2 separate regions of the Homo sapiens genome follow, and region 1 is linked to region 2. A link is an interaction called in ENCODE POLR2A ChIA-PET data of the cell type or tissue named here. Cell type or tissue: PC-9. All regions are shown on one strand. Each heading gives the region's core, and the rest is flanking DNA. Links, peaks and the distances in the headings are about the cores only. Region 1 overlaps CAMKMT (calmodulin-lysine N-methyltransferase). Region 2 overlaps CAMKMT (calmodulin-lysine N-methyltransferase).

Region 1 (9,452 bases), core at 2,576-7,575, 130 kb after region 2:
ACGGAGTCTCGCTCTGTCACCCAGGCTGGAGTGCAATGGCACAATCTCAGCCCACTGCAACCTCCATCTCCTGGGTTCAAGCAATTCTCCTGCCTCAGCCTCCCGAGTAGCTGGTATTATAGGCACCTGCCACCACACCCGGCTAATTTTTTGTATTTTTAGTAGAGATGGGGTTTCACTATGTTTGCCAGGCTAGTCATGAACTCCTAACCTCAGGTGATCCGCCTGCCTCGGCCTCCCAAAGTGCTGGGATTACAGGTGTGAGCCACGACGCCCGGCCCAATGCTTACTAAATTTCTATTAAGTTCAGAGGATATTTCACAATTCCAAAGAAGAACTGTGATGTTTATTATGATGCACATATACCATGTATATGCACACAGGTATATGTGAATGGAGATTATATTCCTTCTCCTTTGCCTTGTGCTGCAAATAGCCAAATAATCTCTGCTATAAATCATGTAATTGCTGCTTAGTAGTATTCAATTTGGATGGTGCCTCATGGGTAATCTCTAAATAGAACAACTGGTCCCAGTTTACGGATTGAAAGGTTTGTAAAAGAAGGGCAGAGATAAATGACGGGTATCCCAGTAATAACCAAAGATCAGGCACAGAAGACAATGATTCTAGAAAGTCCACAAGTCTCTAGGTAGTTGAATTCTCACCGCATAAACTGTTTTAACTTTTGTCAATTGGGTTTCTACCATACTTATTCTACATTAAATGTGGAGTTTACTTATTCCACATTAAACTGTAACTTCCCCAAGGAGAGAGGATTGTTTTTATATTTTGTAACTTCAGGTATCTACTAAAAAATTCCACACAGAGTAAAGTCATGGATGGAAAGGTTTCATTGTCCAGAGTTGGTTATTACATATTAAACAGAATTTGTCTTCGTTAACTTACCTTCCCAAGATAATTTATCTCTAAATCCACGCTTATAAAACATACCATTTTATGGAATTATTTCTAAAATGTACTAAACATAGCACTGTTTTTAAAAAAAATTCTGGCACTCAATCTACCACAATGATCCTTCTTCAATAATGGGATTATTTCTTTAGCTCTGATTTGTTAGTGGTTGGAGGTTTAATTTTTAAAACATAGATTGTTAACATTTTGGTATATAAAATGTAAAATCTACTAATGAGGTTCCAATTATTATAAATTATTTGATTTTTTAATGCGATACCTATCATTTTTCATAAAATGAAACACAAAGGAAATGCCCACAAAAAAACATATGTTGGCCAATAATAATCCATGTCTCTGATTTTCTTTTTAGTAGTGTTGATAGCAGGTCATACCATTTGGCAGTTCAGCTACCATTTCACCAATGGAAACATTCCTTCCACCCCTCTCACCCAAACCCGGAAGGAATTGAAAGAAACATCATGGTAGAACTATCCATTTAGACACGTTGTAATGGAAGACAGCTGCTTCACTATCTTTCCTCTCTCCCGGTTTATTCCTCACGCTGGTAACTGAAATGCTGGCTGCATATCAATCTCAGGAGAAGTAGGAAGGAAATGCACATAGATTTAAATGCAGCTAGAAAAAATGCAACTTGATAACTTATATAAGAAGACATTAAATGTATCTAAATAAATATATTTCATTATTTGATTTGAACATTTAATCTCATCAACATGTAACTTATGTTTTGCTATCTGCAGAATAGAATTCTGTTCAAAACCACACTCCAGAATGCTATTTTCTGGGATGCATAATTTAGGAAAAGCAATTTCTTCTTTCCTATATCTGCCCGTCCTCTCTACCAACTGTGGGCTCCTAGGTGACAGGCACCAAGTCTTACTTTTTTGTATCCTCAGGTTCTTGCTTACATTGTATCATCCATAAATTTTTGTTAAAAATGAAAGAGGATATATGGAATATTTGTATTATGAATGTTTTTAGATAGTATATTTTAGTACAAACAGGATTTTGGGGGCTGATGCAAAAGTTCGAACCTTAGACAAGTTATTAGATTGAGCCTCACAGCAACAGTAGTAATAGCTACAATTTATTCGCTGACTACTATGGTATGTACTTTATATACATTATCTCATTTATTCTTCACAATAAAAAATAATCATTCAAATGAAATTCCAAAGCAAATTTCATACACTGATTAAAAAAGAATTGCCCATTTAATATCCTGGCTAACAGAGTGAAACCCCATCTCTACTAAAAACACACAAAAAAATTAGCCAGGTGTGGTGGCGGGCACCTGTAGTCCCAGCTACTCGGGATGCTGAGGCAGAAGAATGGCGTGAACCCAGGGAGCGGAGCTTGCAGTTAGCCGAGATTGTACCACTGCACTCCAGCCGGGGCAACAGAGCGAGACTCCATCTCAAAGCAAAAAATAATTGCCCATTTAATTCTTTTAGGAAGAATCATAAATAGTTCTTTTGAAAATCTTCATACCAACCCCTTAAAGTACTATTTGAAAATAGTACTTTAGGCCAGGCATGGTGGCTCACGCCTGTAATCCCAGCACTTTGGGAGCCCCAGGCAGGTGGATCACTTGAGGTCAGTAGTTTGAGACCAGTCTTCTCTATGTGGAGAAACCCCATTTCTACTAAAAATACAAAAATTACCCAGGCGTGGTGGTGCACACCTCTAATCTCAGCCACACGGGAGGCTGAGGCACAAGAATTACTTGAACCGGGAGGTGGAGGCTGCAGACAGTCTGGGCAACAGAGTGAGACTCCATACTTTACATCAAGAATCAGAGAAGAGTGATTTGACTCAACTCACATAGCTAGTAAATGCTTAAGCTATACCATCTAACTACTTGACTCCAAGGTCATGTTCTTTCTTTTGTTAGTTAATTTTTTTTCTGAGACAGGGTCTTGCTCTGTTACTCAGGCTAGAGTGTATTGGCACAATCATGGCTCTCTGCAGCCTCCACCTCCTTGACTCAAGCGATCCACCTACCTCAACCTCCCTAGTAACTGGGACGACAGGCACCCACCACCACCACCAGCTAAATTTTGTATATATTTTTTAGAGACGGGGTTTTGCTATGTTGCCTTGGCTGGTCTCAAACTCCTAGACTCAAGTGATCCACTGTGCCTGGCTATTCCATAAAATTTTATAAAAAAATGTTTTTAAAGCATTAAAAGCAAACAGCTAGAGAAGAAACATTAGAGCCGGGCGCGGTGGCTCACCCCTGTAATGCCAGCACTTTGGGAGGCCAAGGCAGGCAGACCACCTGAGGTCAGGAGTTTCAGACCAGCCTGGCCAACATGGTGAAACCCCGTCTCTACTAAAAATACAAAACTTAGGTGTGATGGCGGGTGCCTGTAATCCCAGATACTTGGGAGGCTGAGGCAGGAGAATTGCTTGAAATCGGAAGGCGGAGGTTGCAGTGAGCCAAGATCGCACCACTGCACTCCAGCCTGGGTGAGAGAGCGAAACTGTCTCAAAAAAAAAAAAAAAAAAAAGAGAGAGAGAGAGAAGAAACATTAACAATAGTGAAAAACAAAACATTAATATTCCTAATATTCAAAGAGCTCTCAAAATCCAATAAGAAAAAGATAAACATAGCAGATAAACTGACAAAAGAACAATTAATTTACAATAGAAAAAAATGCAAGTGGACCTCAAATACATGAAAAGTGGTTAATCTCATAAGTAATCAATAAATGTAAATAAGAACTCAATAAGGTATTACTTTTTGCCAACTGACAATTTCAAAAGACAGATAATACGCAAGGTTGTTGGAGAAGGAAAAAACAGACATGCATATATATTAGCAATGACTTTGTCTGGATATCATTTTATTAATGTATAGCAAAATTCAATAATCAGCTTCTTAAATAAAGACAGTAAACGTACTTTTTAAGTAGAATAACCAAAACCCCCTTGACAATCTACAACAAAGCTATAACAAGGTATCTCCATGAATGACAAAATACAAACAGGTGGGAAGAAACCAGACACCTCCAAATTGTAAACTCCTTCCAAGGTATTCCTTGAGAAGCATGGAGGGCCAATTTGAGAACAGCAACTGAAAATGAGAGACACTACTGCCCATTCCAACTCACAGGTGAGAGTACAAAGGGTCTGAAGCTGCCCTCACAAAGGACAAGTGGCTGGTAGTGGAATGCAAATTGGGCAGGATGGGGCAATAGAATTAAAGCAAAGAAATGACCCAGGTAAAAATGGGAGAGGAGAAAACCCAGGAAACTTCACAGTATGAGGCCATAGTTTTAAAAACAGAATTGAGAATGTTAGAACTGGAAAGCTACAAAAGCTATATTGACACAACCCTCCTACCTAAATATTTAGAATAACTACTTTTACATTAAAATGAGCCGCAGGAAATATTACAGTTGAATCTCATGGAAAGTTCTTATTAGAGAGAAAAAAAAAGATAAAGGGAAAAATTATATCTATGGATAGATACAGAAAATATCTATATAGAAAATCTAACTTATTATGTCCAAACAAGCTAGAAGAAATTAAGAAAGCAATAGAAGATATTTAAATATATAAATCAGAATTAGAAAACCCAGAAATAAGGTGATAAAATGCAAAAAAAAATTAGAAATGAAAGAAATTTTTTTCAAAAATGAAAACAAAACCAGAAGGAACATGAGAGCAAACAAACGTAACTGATAATACCTTAAAAGTAATAGAAGATGAAAAGGATACAATTAAAGACAAAATAAAAACTGAAAATGTGAGGAGACAGATGCATGGTGATGATAAGCGTACAACATTATGTATGTATTCAATACCACTGAATACTAAAAAATGGTTAAGATGGTAAATTTTGTGATAGGTGCATTTTAACACAATAAAAAATTTGGAAAGAAAACAAATTAAGAAAGCAATTATAAACATGAGATAAAGTAACATATAAAGAAACACAAAGAAGAAGATTTAACATACATGTAAGAGGAGCTCCTGAAAAAGAAAAGTAATGGATTACAACAAATGTGGAATTATCATCCAAGAAAATGTTTCTAAAATTTATAAACAAAGAAATATACTTAAAGCTACGCATTGAAAGGGCACACACCAAATACACAATCTTTGGATTTTCAGACAACATGACCAAATTATTTATAACAAAAAAAAAATCAGGTTTAATAAGATTCAACAGCCAAATAGATTAAGACACTCAATGAAAAAATAAGCTAATTTTTAAAAAATTATTATTATATTTAACTAACACATAGTAATTGTACACATTTATGGATACAGTATGATACTTTGATATATATGTACAATGTGTAATGATCAAATCAGGGTAATTAGTATATCTTACCTCAAACATATATCATTTCTTTGTTAACGATAGTCACTCTACAGTGCTGTAGAACACTAGAACTGATTCCTCTCATCTAGCTTTAATATTGTATACATTAACCAACCTCTCCCAATACCTTCCTTCACCCTACTCTTCCTAGCCTTCCATTCCCTACTTCCATGAGATCAACATTTTTAGCTTCCACACGAGTGAGAACATACATTTTTCTTTCTTTTCCTTTGTTTTTTTGTTGTTGTTTTTGAGACAGGGTCTCACACTCTGTCATCCAGGCTGTAGTACAATGGAGCAATCATGGCTCACCACAGCCTCAACCTCCCAGCTCAAGCAATCCTCCCACCTCAGCCTCCTGAGTACCTAGGATTATAGGCATGTACCACCATACCCAAATAATTTTTGTAATTTTTGTAGAGACTGGGTCTTGCTTTGTTGCTCAGGCTGGTCTCAAACTTCTAGGTTCAAACAATCCTCTCTCCTCAGCCTCCCAAAGTGCTGGGATTACAGGCATAAGCCACCACACCTGGCCTTATATTTTCTTTATCTATCCATCTCTAGATGAACACAGATTGATTCCATATCTTGGCTACTATGAACAGTGCTGCAATAAACATGGGAGTGCAGATAGCTCTTCAATATACTGATTTCAATTACTTTGGATATATACCCAGCAGTGATACTGGTGAATCATATGATAGTTCCATTTTTAGTTTTCTGAGGAAACTCCATACTGTTTTCCATAATGGCTGTATTAATCTACATTCCCACCAGCAGTGTATGAGCTCCCCCTTCTCTGTATCCTCACCAGCATTTGTTATTTTTTGTCTTTTCGTTGACAGCCATTGTACCTGGAGTGAGAGATGATATATCATCATGGTTTTGATTTATACTTTCCTGATGACCAGTGATGTGGAACATTGTTTCATATACTTGTTGGCCTTTAATATGACTTCTGCTGAAAAATATCTATTCAGATTATAGCCTCATTTTTGTTAGATTATTTGCTTTTTTGCTGTTGAATTGTTGAGTTCCTTGTATATTCTGGATATTAAACTCTTGTTGGATAGTTTGCAAATATTGTCTCCCATTCTTCCAGTTGTCTTTTCACTCTGTTGATTGTTTATTCTGTTGTGCAAAAGCTTTTTAGTTTTATATAATACTATTTGTCTATTTTTGCTTTTGTTGCCTATGTTTTTGAGGTCTTAGCCATAAAATCTTTGCCCAGACCAATGCCCTGAAGCATTTCTCCCATACTTTCTTCTGGTAGTTTCATAGTTTTGGGTCTTATATTTGAGTCCGTAATCCATCTTGAGATGATTTTTGTGCATGGTGAGAACTAGGAGTCTAGTTTCATTCTTCTACATATGGATATCCAGTTTTCCCACCACTATTTACTGAAGAGACTGTCCTTCCCCTCAACATATTTTTGGAATACCTTTCTCAAAAATCAGTTGGCTATAGATACACAAACTTATTTCTTGGTTCTGTATTCTATTGGTCTACATGTTAGTTTTCATGCCAGTACCATATTGTTTTGCTGACTGTCGCTTTGTAGTATATTTTGGTGGTGGTGGTGGTGAGTTTTTGTTTGTTGGTTTGGCTTTGTTTTTTTTTGTTTTTTTTTCTGAGACAGAGTTTCGCTCTTGTCACCCAGGCTGGAGTGCAGTGGTGCAATCACAGCTCACAGCTCACTACAACCTCTGCCTCCCATGTTCAAGGGATTCTCCTGTCTCATCCTCCCTAGCAGCTGGGATTACAGGCACCCACCACCATGCCTGGCTAATTTTTGTATTTTTAGTAGAGACAGGGTTTCACCATGTTGGCCAGGCTGGTCTCGAACTCCTGATCTCAGGTGGTCTGCCTGCCTTGGCCTCCCAAAGTGCTGGGATTACAGGCGTGAGCCACCTGTTTGTTTTTGTTTTTGGAGACAGGGTCTTGCTGAGTACAGTGTCATGATCACAGCTCACTGCTGCAGCCTTGACCTCCCAGGCTCAAGCAATCCTCCCACCTCAGCCTCCTGAGTAGCTGAGACTGCAGCTATGTGCCACCATGCCTGGCTAATTTTGCTTTTATTTTTTGTATAGACAGGGTCTCACTATGTTGCCCAGGCTGATCTCAAACTCCTGGACTCAAGCAATCCTCCTGTATTGGCCTCCCAAGGTGCTGGGATTACAGGTGTGAGCCACCGTGACTGGCCTATTTTTATTTCTTAGTGATTCAGTCTTGGTAGGTTATATGTTTCTAGAAATTTATCCATTTCTAGGTTATCAAATGTGTTGCTGTGTAATTGTTCATAGTAGTCTCTTATAGTCCTTTTCAGTTCTGTGGCATCCGTTGTTTTGTCTGCTCTTTCATTTCTGATTTTTGTTATTGGAGTCTTGTCTTTTTTTATTTAAGTCTAGCTAATGGCTAGTCAATTTTGTTGATATTTTCTAAAAGCCATCTTAGTTTTGTTAATTTTTTAAAATCATTTTTATTCTCTTTTTATTTATTTCTGTTCAAATCTTTATTATATCCTTCCTTCTACTAGCTTCGGGATTAGTTTGTTCTTTTTCTGGTTCCTTGAGTGTAAAGTTATTTTGTTGATATGAGAGCCTTCTTTTTTAATGTGTCTACCACTATAAACTTTCCTCTGAGTACTGCTTTTGCTGCATTCCGTAAGTTTTAATATGTTGTGTATTCGTTTTCATTTGCCTTCAGATGTTTTCTAATTTCTCTGGTGATTTTTTTGACACAGTGGTTGTTCAAGAGTGTGTTGATTAATCACCACATATTTATGAATTTTCCAGTTTCCCTTTTGATGTTGATTTCTAGTTTTATTTCAGTGTGGTCAGAAAAAATACATAAAGTGATTTCAATCTACTTAAATTTGTTAAGACCGCTTTTGATGGCCTAACATGATTTATACTGGAAAACGTTCTATATGTGCTTGAGAAAAATGTGTGTTATGCTGTTGTTGAGTGGAGTGTTCTGTATATCTGTTAGATCCAATTGGACTATAATGTTATTGAAGTCCTTTGTTTCCTTATGATCTTCTGTCTAGTTGATCTATCCCTTATGAAAAGTGAAATATTTAAATATCCTACTGTTAACTGCGTTACTATTTCTTCCTTCAATTCTGCTAGTGTTTGCTTTATATATTTGGGTGCTCTACTGTTAGATGCATATATATTTAGACTTGTTTTGAGTTCCTGGAGAACTGATCCTTTTATCATTATATAATGTCCTTCTTTGTCTCTTGTGAGTTTTTGACTTAAAGTTTATTTTGTCTAAGTAGGGCTAACCTCCTTTTTCCTTTGGTTGCTATTTGCATGGAGTATCTTTTTCCATCCTTTCACTTTCAGCCTAAGTCTTCATATCTACAGTGAGTGCCTTATAAACAGCATTTATTGTTTGAAGTTTTTATAATTAAATCAGCTACTCTCTGTTCTTTGATTAAGGAGTTTAAAGTAAACATTCACATTTGAAGTAACTTCTGATAGAGAAGCTCTCACCGTTCCCATGGAACTTACTATTTCTATATTTTCCAGTTATTTTGTCTCTCCTTTTCTCTCTTGCTGTCTCCCTTTATGTTTCATTGATTTTTTTTTTTTTTTTGACAGAGTACAGTGGCACAAACTTGGCTCACTGCAGCCTCTGCCTCCCAGGTTCCAGCAATTCTCGTGCCTCAGCCTCCCGAGTAGCTGGGAGTACAGGCATGCGCCACCACCCAGCTAATTTTTGTATTTTTAGTAGAGACGGGGTTTCACCATATTGGTCAGGCTGGTCTTGAACTCCTAACCTCAAGCGATCTACCTGCCTTGGCCTACCAAAGTGCTGGGATTACAGGAGTGATCTACTGCGTCCAGCCTGTTTCATTGATTTTTTTAGTGATGTGTTTTTATTCTGTTCTCATTTTTTTTGTGCAGCTTCTGTAGGTATTTTCTTTGTGGTTACTATGAGGATTACATAAAACATAGTTATAATGATCTCTTTTAAACTGATAACTTAAATCACATATAAATATTTCATTCCTTTACATCTCTTCCCTCTATGTTACCAGTGTCACAAATTACGTATCTTTTTATATTTTATATTCATTAACATAGTTTTATAGTTAGCTATTTTCAGTGCTTTTATCTTTTAAATTGGAATTTAAAAGATAATCCAATTTAAAAGATAAATATCCAATTTT
Region 2 (9,452 bases), core at 1,684-6,683:
TTCCTCCCTTGTTCTCTCTCTCTCCAGCTCTGCCGTAGTAAGACGTGCTTGCTTCCCCTTCACTTTCCGCCATGATTGTAAGTTTCCTGAAGCCTCCCAGTCATACTTCCTGTTAAGCTTGTGGAACTGTGAGTCAATTAAATCTCTTTTCTTCATAAATTACCCAGTCTCAGGTAGTTCTTTAGAGCAGTGTGAGAACAGACTAATAGCAAGTATAATAAGATGTTAGTTGTAAAATCTAAATGGTGGATATATGTGTGTTTACTATAAAATTATTTTAACATTTTTGTTGTTCTCTTAATAAAAATGTTGGAAAACAGGTTGAGTAAATTATGGTGCATTCACACTATAGAATACTAGGTAGTCATTAAAAATAATAGGTGGAGGAATGTTTATTATCAAAATTGGCTAATAAATTTTCTAAAAGCAGGGCCAGGCATGGTGGCTCATGCTTCTAATACCAGCACTTTGGGAGCTAGAGCTCAGGAGTTCGAGACTGGGCAACATGGTGAAACCCCATCTCTACAAAAAACACAAAAATCAGCCAGGTGTGGGGGTGTGCACCTGTAGTCCCAGCTACTAGAGAGGCTGAGGTGGGAGGATCGCTTGAGCCTGAAAGGTGGAGGTTGCAGTGAACTGAGATGGCACCACTACACTCCAGCCTGGGTGACAGAGTGAGACCCTGTCTCAAATAAATAAATAAATAAATATATTTTTAAAAAGCAGACTACAATATAGCATATGCAATATGGTATCATTTTTGTAAAACACAACTTAAAAAGTACAGATATAGAGAAAAAACAATCAAAGGACATATGTTAAGCTATTACCTCTAGACATGGAATCATGATTACTTTTCCTTTTAGCTTTGTGTTTTCCAAACTGTCCTTCTTAGTAGGAAAAATTAAAAAGTAATTAAGAGAATTGAGAGGAAATGTTTAATATTAAGTTTAAATCTTCTGGTTTTAAAAATAACTTAAAAAAACAAAGGTATTCAATGTCTTAGAGCAAGAAAAAAATAAAATAATGAATGGAATTTAGAGAATAGTAAGAAAGAGTTTATTTACCTATATGGAATTATTTGATAACAAAAGTCACTACATGTGAGAACAGAGGCTATAGCTTTCCTCTTACCAGAAACATAGTATCTCCAAGAAAATAAATTATACTAGCGACCTCTTTAGGTTTCTTCCAATTTTATGATTTTTTAAAATTTTGTTATTTATTATTTATTTATTAATTATCATTATTTTTTTGAGACAGAGTTTCACTCTTGTTGCCCAGGCTGGAGTGCAATGGCGCAATCTTGGCTCACCGCAACCTCCGCCTCCAGGGTTCAAGCAATTCTCCTGCCTCAGCCTCCCGAGTAGCTGGAATTAGAGGCATGTACCACCATGCCTGGCTAATTTTGTATTTTTAGTAGAGATGGGGTTTCTCCATGTTGGTCAGGCTGGTCTCAAACTCCTCACCTCAGGTGATCTGCCCATCTTGGCCTCCCAAAGTGCTGGGATTACAGGCGTGAGCCACCATATGACTTTTTCTAAAAGAGTAATGGCATACCTTTATATATATTAAGTAAAACATCTGGCTATATTTTGGTACTTTTTAACTGATATTGGTTATATTATATGTATCAACTAAAAAGTATCAAAATATAGCTAGATGTTATACTTAATTTGGAGATGAATATTATTCCCTCCCTAAATTTAGGATATGACAGAAACCTGGTAATTAGAAGAAGAAAAGACAATATCAAAGAAGCCTCATTGTCTTGACACACTCTAATGTACAGTTATCAAAATTGTTAGCCACATCTTACATAAATTCCCGAGTCTACTCAACATTGTACTATAATTGTAGTAGTTTTAATCTCCATCTGATAGAAAAGAAAGGGAAAACATTTTCTAAAAGTCACCATAAAACTCTCTAAAGAAATTTTAAACATTAATTTTGATACCAAAAAACTATAGGAATAACAAACCAATTTCATCTAACAACCTAGGAACAGTTTGTGTGCACAGACACATATGCGTGTGTGTCTGTATCTGTATATGTTAACTGAACAACCTTGCCCAAGTTGAGGTACCTAAATATGAAAGTGCAAAACATTTACAGAGAAAAGGTTTCTGTCAAAAACTTGATCTTGGCCAGGCACCATGGCTTACATCTGTAATCCCAGTGCTTGGGAGGCTGAGGTCGAAGGATGGCTTGAGCCCAGGAGTTTGAAACCAGCCTTAGCAACATGGCAAAACCCTGTCTCTCTACCAAAAATACAAAAATTAGCTGGGTGTGCTGGTGTGCACCTGTAGTCCCAGCTACTCGGAAGGCTGAGGTGGGAGGATCACCTGAGCCCAGGAGTTTGAGGGTGTAGTGAGCTATGATGGTGCCACTGGACTCCAGACTGGGCAACAGAGCGACACTCTGTCACAAAAATCAAAAATAAAAAAAAAAATCTTGGTCTCATGATAGTGGTGGTATGTAATGGAATGGTGAAGCTGAGGAGAATCTCTTTTATCATCTGTTATTATGAGCAGAGTTTTAAACTCTGAATCTGAAAAAAAGATCAATATCTTTTCCCATTTCAATTCAATGATAAATGTAAATTTCAGAATACAGAAATAACTAACAGCCTTTCTAAGAAAATTATTCAACCAACATGGGTTTTTATGAAGTAAAGATAGGTTAGAATGAGAACATTGGAAAGTTTCCACAACTTTTATTCATAAACTGCAAAATAAAGTACTTTAAAATCATTAGTTATTCAAAGTCCATAGAGTACCAAATCGTTTTGAAGAAAAATTCATAAAAATTCCCACATTGGAATGAATTGCTTCCTAGTTTCTTAAAGCAAACAACAAGAGAAACATACACTTTTTTTTTTTTTTTAAACCTTGCCAAGGTGTCAACTCCACTGTTAACATAAAATCCTCTCAGAAATAGCCCAATCCAGGCTTGGTTATTAGACTAAACATGTTAGAACCCAGATTAGAAAATAATAGCTAAAAATGTTTGTGGAATCTAAGCCCTAAGTTCCCATTTCTGAGACTCTTAATGATTATGTTTGAGGTTCTTTTTTTAAAAAGCTGTGGTTTCTTTTATTTAAGAAAAATTTACATAGATTGATCTTTAAATTTAAAAAAATGCTTCTGACAAATTACTTTTCATTCTCACAGAAGATAATGGCCCTATCAAACAAAATAATAACAGGGCATGTATTAAATGGGCTCTAAAGGAAAACGATATTGATGTATCTACATTTTTTCCAGCTCATTCATTGAAAGGATTAGCTGTAACCAGTGCAGTAGCTATAAAATGTTGACAGAGGTTGGTTCCTAAGAACTGCCAGATGGTCAGAAGAAAATATTGTACAATAGTGTTACTGGAGCCCTTCAGGCAAAGACAGATATAATCTAGTTTTGAAAGCTGCCAGGTATTATGAAGTGTCACTTTCTATTTATAAATAAACTATGAGTTATGGTCACAGTATTTGAGAAATGGAAAACAGAAATTTCTAACAAAGTTCTAAGGCTTCTCATACCTAGGCAATTCACATTAGGTTTAAATGTTTTTCCCATTCCATCTTACATGTTAAAGCTAATTGTTTAATAAATAATGATCAGGAACTTACATGTGTCAACATCCACAGAAAATATAGGATTTTACTCTCTACCTTGCTAAAAGATTTATAATTGGTCAAAGTTTTAAAGACATACGAAATAGGTGAGCCCTGCACAGACAAAAATGCTATGCTTTTCTTAGGTAATTACAGCTTTTTACCGACACGTGTGATTACTCAATCTAATCATGCAATTCCAGTTAGCAACTTGTAAATATGAGGTTTGGTATATGTACTGAACACCTGTGATGGTATATAGCCTTTTTGAACTTCACATTGTGAAACCATGACTTTATTTATTCCTTCTTTTCATTTTCTTATATCGCCTCACAACCACCTCCCCACCCAGAGCCTTTAACAAGTAAGTTGCTAAGACAAGACCCAAAGGACTTCTGATTTTAAAGGTCCTAAGCTTGCTGCAAATTAGGTTCTTCTGAGCTAAGATTTCATTATAGTATATAAGTTTCTCCTTTAATCATTGTATTTCTACTTTGTGCTAACATTCTAAGTAGGTTTCATAGACTAAAAGTGCTGTATGATTAAGTCATACTTGTCAGGCTGTTCATTAGTGACTCATTGAAGAGGACAATGCTAATTCCAGCAGGAAGTAATGGAAAGTAAAAAAAATGCACAGTGTATATATCTTAATGTTGAATAAAGCCTTTCAACCAATTCCACGAGAAAACTGGAACTTCATTTCTTTTCTCCCATATTCCTTCATAATCTATTTTTGCATAACTTGGTTTTTGTGACTAAAATCTAAATTTTCATTAAAAATTAACAGAAGGAAGGCAGAGGTTCTTAGGATTCATAGAAAGAATTCAGGGGGTCCATGAACTTGCAAGGAAAAAATATTCTTATTTTTACTAAACTAACCAAATTTAGCATTTCCTTATATTACAAGTGTAGGCTATGAACAGTAATATTTTCATCTAACATTATAATTTTTGTCATTGTTTGTTTGGAAATGATATTTAGTAGCTCATTCTTAATGAAAAATTATAATCATTATTAGAGCTACAACTAGATCTTATTATTTTATGGCATTAATAAGGAAGCATAGGCTGGGTGCGGTGGCTCACACCTGTAATCCCAGCAATTTGGGAGGCCGAGGCAGGTGGATCAAAAGGTCAGGAGTTCGAGACCAGCCTGACCAACATGGTGAAACCCCGTCTCTACTAAAAACACAAAAATTAGCCCAGGGTGGTGGTGCATGCCTGTAATCCCAGCTACTCAGGAGGCTGAGGCAGGAGAATCGCTTGAACCAGGGAGGTGAAGGTTGCAGTGAGCTGAGATCGCACCACTGCACTCCAGCCCAGGTGAAGAGCAAGACTCCATCTCAAAACAGACAAACAAACAAACAAACAAAAAATAATAAGGAAGCATATATGTTACTATACCACAATTGTATTTTAAACATATTTTGATAACTGTATTTCAATGTAATTGCTTTTTGGATTTTATTTAACACACTTGTAACATTATTTTGAGAAGGGATCCATAAGCAGAATCACAAGATACCAAAGGGGCTCATGACACAGCAAGGGTTAAGAACCTCTGAGCTAAAGGGATTATAATATGCATACTTACACACCATCTACCACATTTTCACTGGAATGTAAATTAGGATTGACAAAGAGTTCAGAATGTGACATGCTCCCTGTGTAAGTTGGTATATCACTGGCTGATGTTATTATTAATTGTGGATTCACTGGAAATAATTATGGACAGATTTCTTAAATGATTCTATATTTAGTAAACCAAAATGGAAGTATGGAGGTAGCTAAGGGAAATTCATTATTCACAAATTAATCCATCTGCCAAGGACGGAACTTAGTTATATAGAGAGTTAACTAGTCTATGTGGAAGTTGGACCTGTATAAAAGCAGTCATATCACAGTTTATCAAATCTTTTGTGGCTACATCAACCCAACAACCATCATGCACTTAGGGGATTGCCACTACTGACACCCCCAGACAGAAAGCTGTCCCCAAGAAGACAACATGACGAACTTGAAACTACACTGCATAATCAACTTCTAGGGTGACTTTATCAAAGCAAATTTTGCAATTATTGAAAAGGATTTTAATCATTCCAAAATTTAACAGCTAAGATCTAATTAGTAACATGGAATAACTCATTTTCCTTATAAAAAGATCGTTTTTCTCTAAGTTTTGATTTCATGAAGGTTGAAGCAAATGTTCAATTTTCTGTTGGCAATGAAAATAGAAAGGAATCTATTATATATGCATAATTTTAATGACTGAGTAAACCTTAGAATTTTTATAACCAGTAGTCTCCTGACAGAGTTTTTTGCCTGGGATTTTCTCGGGGTGAGATTTCCACGGTTCACTGGTGTAGGTCTGTGATGATGCAAGCACAATTCAAAGTTGAAACTGAGAAACTGATCATGACCTCATTGTCTCTTGAGAGATGCCACTGCCTTGGCTGCTTGATGAATTGGACTGGACTTTAAGAGATTACATTTGATCAAATCAGTGGTTCTAAAATGTGTGTACTACAGAATCAGATGGGGGGCTTGTTAGAGATTTCTGGATTCATCCACAGACTGGGTTTCAGTAGGTCTGTGATGGATGTAAGAATTTGTCTTTTTCTTTCTTTTCTTTTTTTTCTTTTTTCTTTTTTTGAGACAGAGTCTCGCTCTGTTACCCAGCCTGGAGTGCAGTGGCACATGTTTAGTTCATTGCAACCTCCGCCTCCAGGGTTTAAGCAATTCTCCCATCTCAGCCTCCCAAGTAGCTGGGACTACAGGCACATACCACCACGCCAGCTAATTTTTGTATTTTTTGGTAGAGACAGGGTTTCACCATGTTGGCCAGGCTGGTCTCGAACTCCTGACCTGAAGTGATCCACCTACCTCGTCCTCCCAAAGTGCTTGGATTACAGGTGTGAGCCACTGTGTCCAGCCAAGAATTCGTCTTTTTCTTTCTTTTTTTTTTTTTAAATTATAAGTTCTGGGGTACATGTGCAGAACATGCAGGTTTGTTACATAGGTATATACGTGCCATGGTGGTTTGCTGCACCCATCAACCCATCATCTACATTAGGTATTTCTCCTAATGCTACTCCTCCCCCAGTCCCCCACCTCCCATCAGGCCCCAGTGTGTGATGCCCCCCCAGCCCCATGTTCATGTGTTCTCATTGTTCAGCTCCCACTTACGAGTGAGAACATGCAGTGTTTGGTTTTCTCTTCTTGTGTTAGTTTGCTGAGAATGATGGTTTCCAGCTTCATCCATGTCCCTGCAAAGGACATGAATTCATCCTTTTTTACAGCTGCATACTATTCCATGGTGTATATGTGCCACATTTCATTTATCCAGTCTATGATTCATGGGCATTTAGGTTGGTTCCAAGTCTTTGCTATTGTGAACAGTGCCGCAATAAACATACATGTGCATGTGTCTTTATAGTAGTTTTTTAAACTTTAAAGTAGCTTTTTCCAATTCTGTGAAGAAAGTCAATGGTAGCTTCATGGGGATAGCACTGAATCTATAAATTACTTTGGGCAGTATGGTCATTTTCACAATATTGATTCTTCCTATCCATGAGCATGCAATGTTTTTCCATTTGTTTGTGTCCTCTTTTATTTCCTTGAGCAGTGGTTTGTAGCTCTCCTTGAAGAGGTCCTTATAAGTTGTATTCCTAGGTATTTTATTCTCTTTGTAGCAATTGCCAGGCATGGTGGCTCACGCCTGTAATCCCAGCACTTTGGACGCTGAGGCGGGCAGATCACCTGCGGTCGGGAGTTCATTTATAATCCTTTGGGTATATACCCAGTAACGGGATTGCTGGGTCAAATGGTATTTCTAGTACCAGATCCTTGGTGAATTGCCACACTGTCTTCCACAATGGTTGAACTAATTTACCCTCCCACCAACAGTGTAAAAGTGTTCCTATTTCTCCACATCCTCTCCAGCATCTGTTGTTTCCTGACTTTTTAATGATCACCATTCTAACTGGCATGAGATGGTATCTCATTGCGGTTTTGATTTGCATTTCTCTAATGAACAGTGATGATGAGCTTTTTTCATGTTTGCTGGCTGCATAAACGTCTTCTTTTGACAGGCGTCCGTTCATATCCTTCACCCACTTTTTGATGGGGTTGTTTTTTTCTTGTAAATTTAAGTTCTTTGTAGATTCTGGATATCACCCCTTTGTCAGATGGATAGATTGCAAAAGTTTTCTCCCATTTTGTAGGTTGCCTGTTCACTCTGATGATAGTTTCTTTTGCTGTGCAGAAGCTCTTTCATTTAATTAGATCCCACTTGTCAATTTTGGATTTTGTTGCCATTGCTTTTGGTGTTTTAGTCATAAAGTCTTTGCCCATGCCTATGTCCTGAATGGCATTGCCTAGGTTTTCTTCTAGGGTTTTTATGGTTTTAGGTCTTACATTTAAGTCTTTAATCCATCTTGAGTTAATTTTTGTCTAAGGTGTAAGGAAGGGATCCAGTTTCAGCTTCCTGCATATGGCTAGCCAGTTTTCCCAGCACCATTTATTAAATAGGGAATCCTTTCCCCATTGCTTGTTTCTGTCAGGTTTGTCAAAGATCAGATGGTTTTAGATGTGTGGTGTTATTTCTGAGGCCTCTGTTTTGTTCCATTGGTCTATATATCTGTTTTGGTACCAGTACCATGCTGTTTTGGTTACTGCAGCCTTGTAGCGTAGTTTGAAGTCAGGTAGCGTGATGCTTCCAGCTTTGTTCTTTTTGCTTAGGATTGTCTTGGCTATACGGGCTCTTTTTTGGTTCCATATGAAATTTAAAGTAGTTTTTTCCAATTCTGTGAAGAAAGTCAATGGTAGCTTGATGGGGATAGCATTGAATTTATAAATTACTTCGGGCAGTATGGCCATTTTCACAATATTGACTCTTCCTATCCATGAGCATGGAATGTTTTTCCATTTGTTTGTGTCCTCTCATTTCCTTGAGCAGTGATTTGTAGTTCTCCTTGCAGAGGTCCTTCACAACCCTTGTAAGTTGTATTCCTAGGTATTTTATTCTCTTTGTAGCAATTGCCAGGCATGGTGGCTCACGCCTGTAATCCCAGCACTTTTGGAGGCTGAGGTGGGCAGATCACCTGAGGTGGGGAGTTCGAGACCAGCCTGACCAACACAGAGAAACCCCATCCCTACTAAAAATACCAAATTAGCCAGGCGTGGTGGTACATGCCTGTAGTCCCAGCTACTTGGGAGGCTGAGGCAGGAGAATCGCTTGAACCCGGGAGGCAGAGGTTGTGGTGAGCTGAGATCACGCCATTGCACTCCAGCCTGGGCAAAAAGATCAAAATTCCGCCTCAAAAAAAAAAAAAAAAAGGAAGTTGTCTTTTTCAAAAATTCCCCAGGGAGACTTCTGCTTTTATTCAAGTTGGAGCAACAGTGACTAGATTTACTCCCTCACCTAAAACAACTACAAATCAAATATAATAAATGAAACTATGGTATTCAAGACAGTGGGCAGGAGGCAGGAAGGACAGTTATCCCTGGGAGACAGAATACAAATGAGGTGAGTGAGTCCAACAATTATCTCAAGTTTAAGAGAGATTCCGGGCTGTGGCATTGGGACAGGGAACCCAAATGGAGCCCTGCAGAGTACCAGAGTTGAAAGTCTGGAAAAAACAATGTGGCTAGAGTTCAAAGGACAGAGTATCAGAGAGTACAGAGCTGCAAAGAGTTAGAACCCAGCATATCTGAAAAATGCCTCCCTTTGAGTATTCATCAGAGTATTGATAAGCACATGTATCTGAGAAAACTACAGGAGGCCAGGGAAAGACCTATCAGAAAGGATTAAAGGAAATAGTATCCAGTGTTCACAAAGA

Evidence for each region. Peaks named below come from ENCODE experiments on the same cell type or tissue, not always from the same donor. Only the 100,000 strongest peaks of a DNase experiment are listed, where the experiment ranks them.
Region 1: POLR2A ChIA-PET joins it to region 2 with 6 read pairs; 2 of 35 experiments call an interaction of 5 or more read pairs at or near these places.

Annotation. Positions count from the first base shown.
Region 1 is chr2:44,464,992-44,474,443 of GRCh38, reverse strand. The region is part of intron 3 of CAMKMT (calmodulin-lysine N-methyltransferase); the gene reads right to left. LOC124905999 (a long non-coding RNA gene) reads right to left here. Exons shown (of 2, transcript XR_007086303.1): 2 at 6,838-9,452. Among named protein-coding and RNA genes, the nearest start is that of CAMKMT, 110 kb to the right of the region's middle. In PC-9, for the core only: no CTCF peak of the experiment used is centred there; no DNase peak of the experiment used is centred there.
Region 2 is chr2:44,593,261-44,602,712 of GRCh38, reverse strand. All of the region lies in intron 3 of CAMKMT (calmodulin-lysine N-methyltransferase), which reads right to left. Among named protein-coding and RNA genes, the nearest start is that of CAMKMT, 240 kb to the right of the region's middle. RefSeq lists a silencer at 5,920-5,969. In PC-9, for the core only: no CTCF peak of the experiment used is centred there; DNase peaks (open chromatin) are centred at 3,362, 3,782 and 4,162; H3K4me3 peaks cover 1,071 bases; H3K27ac peaks cover 1,982 bases.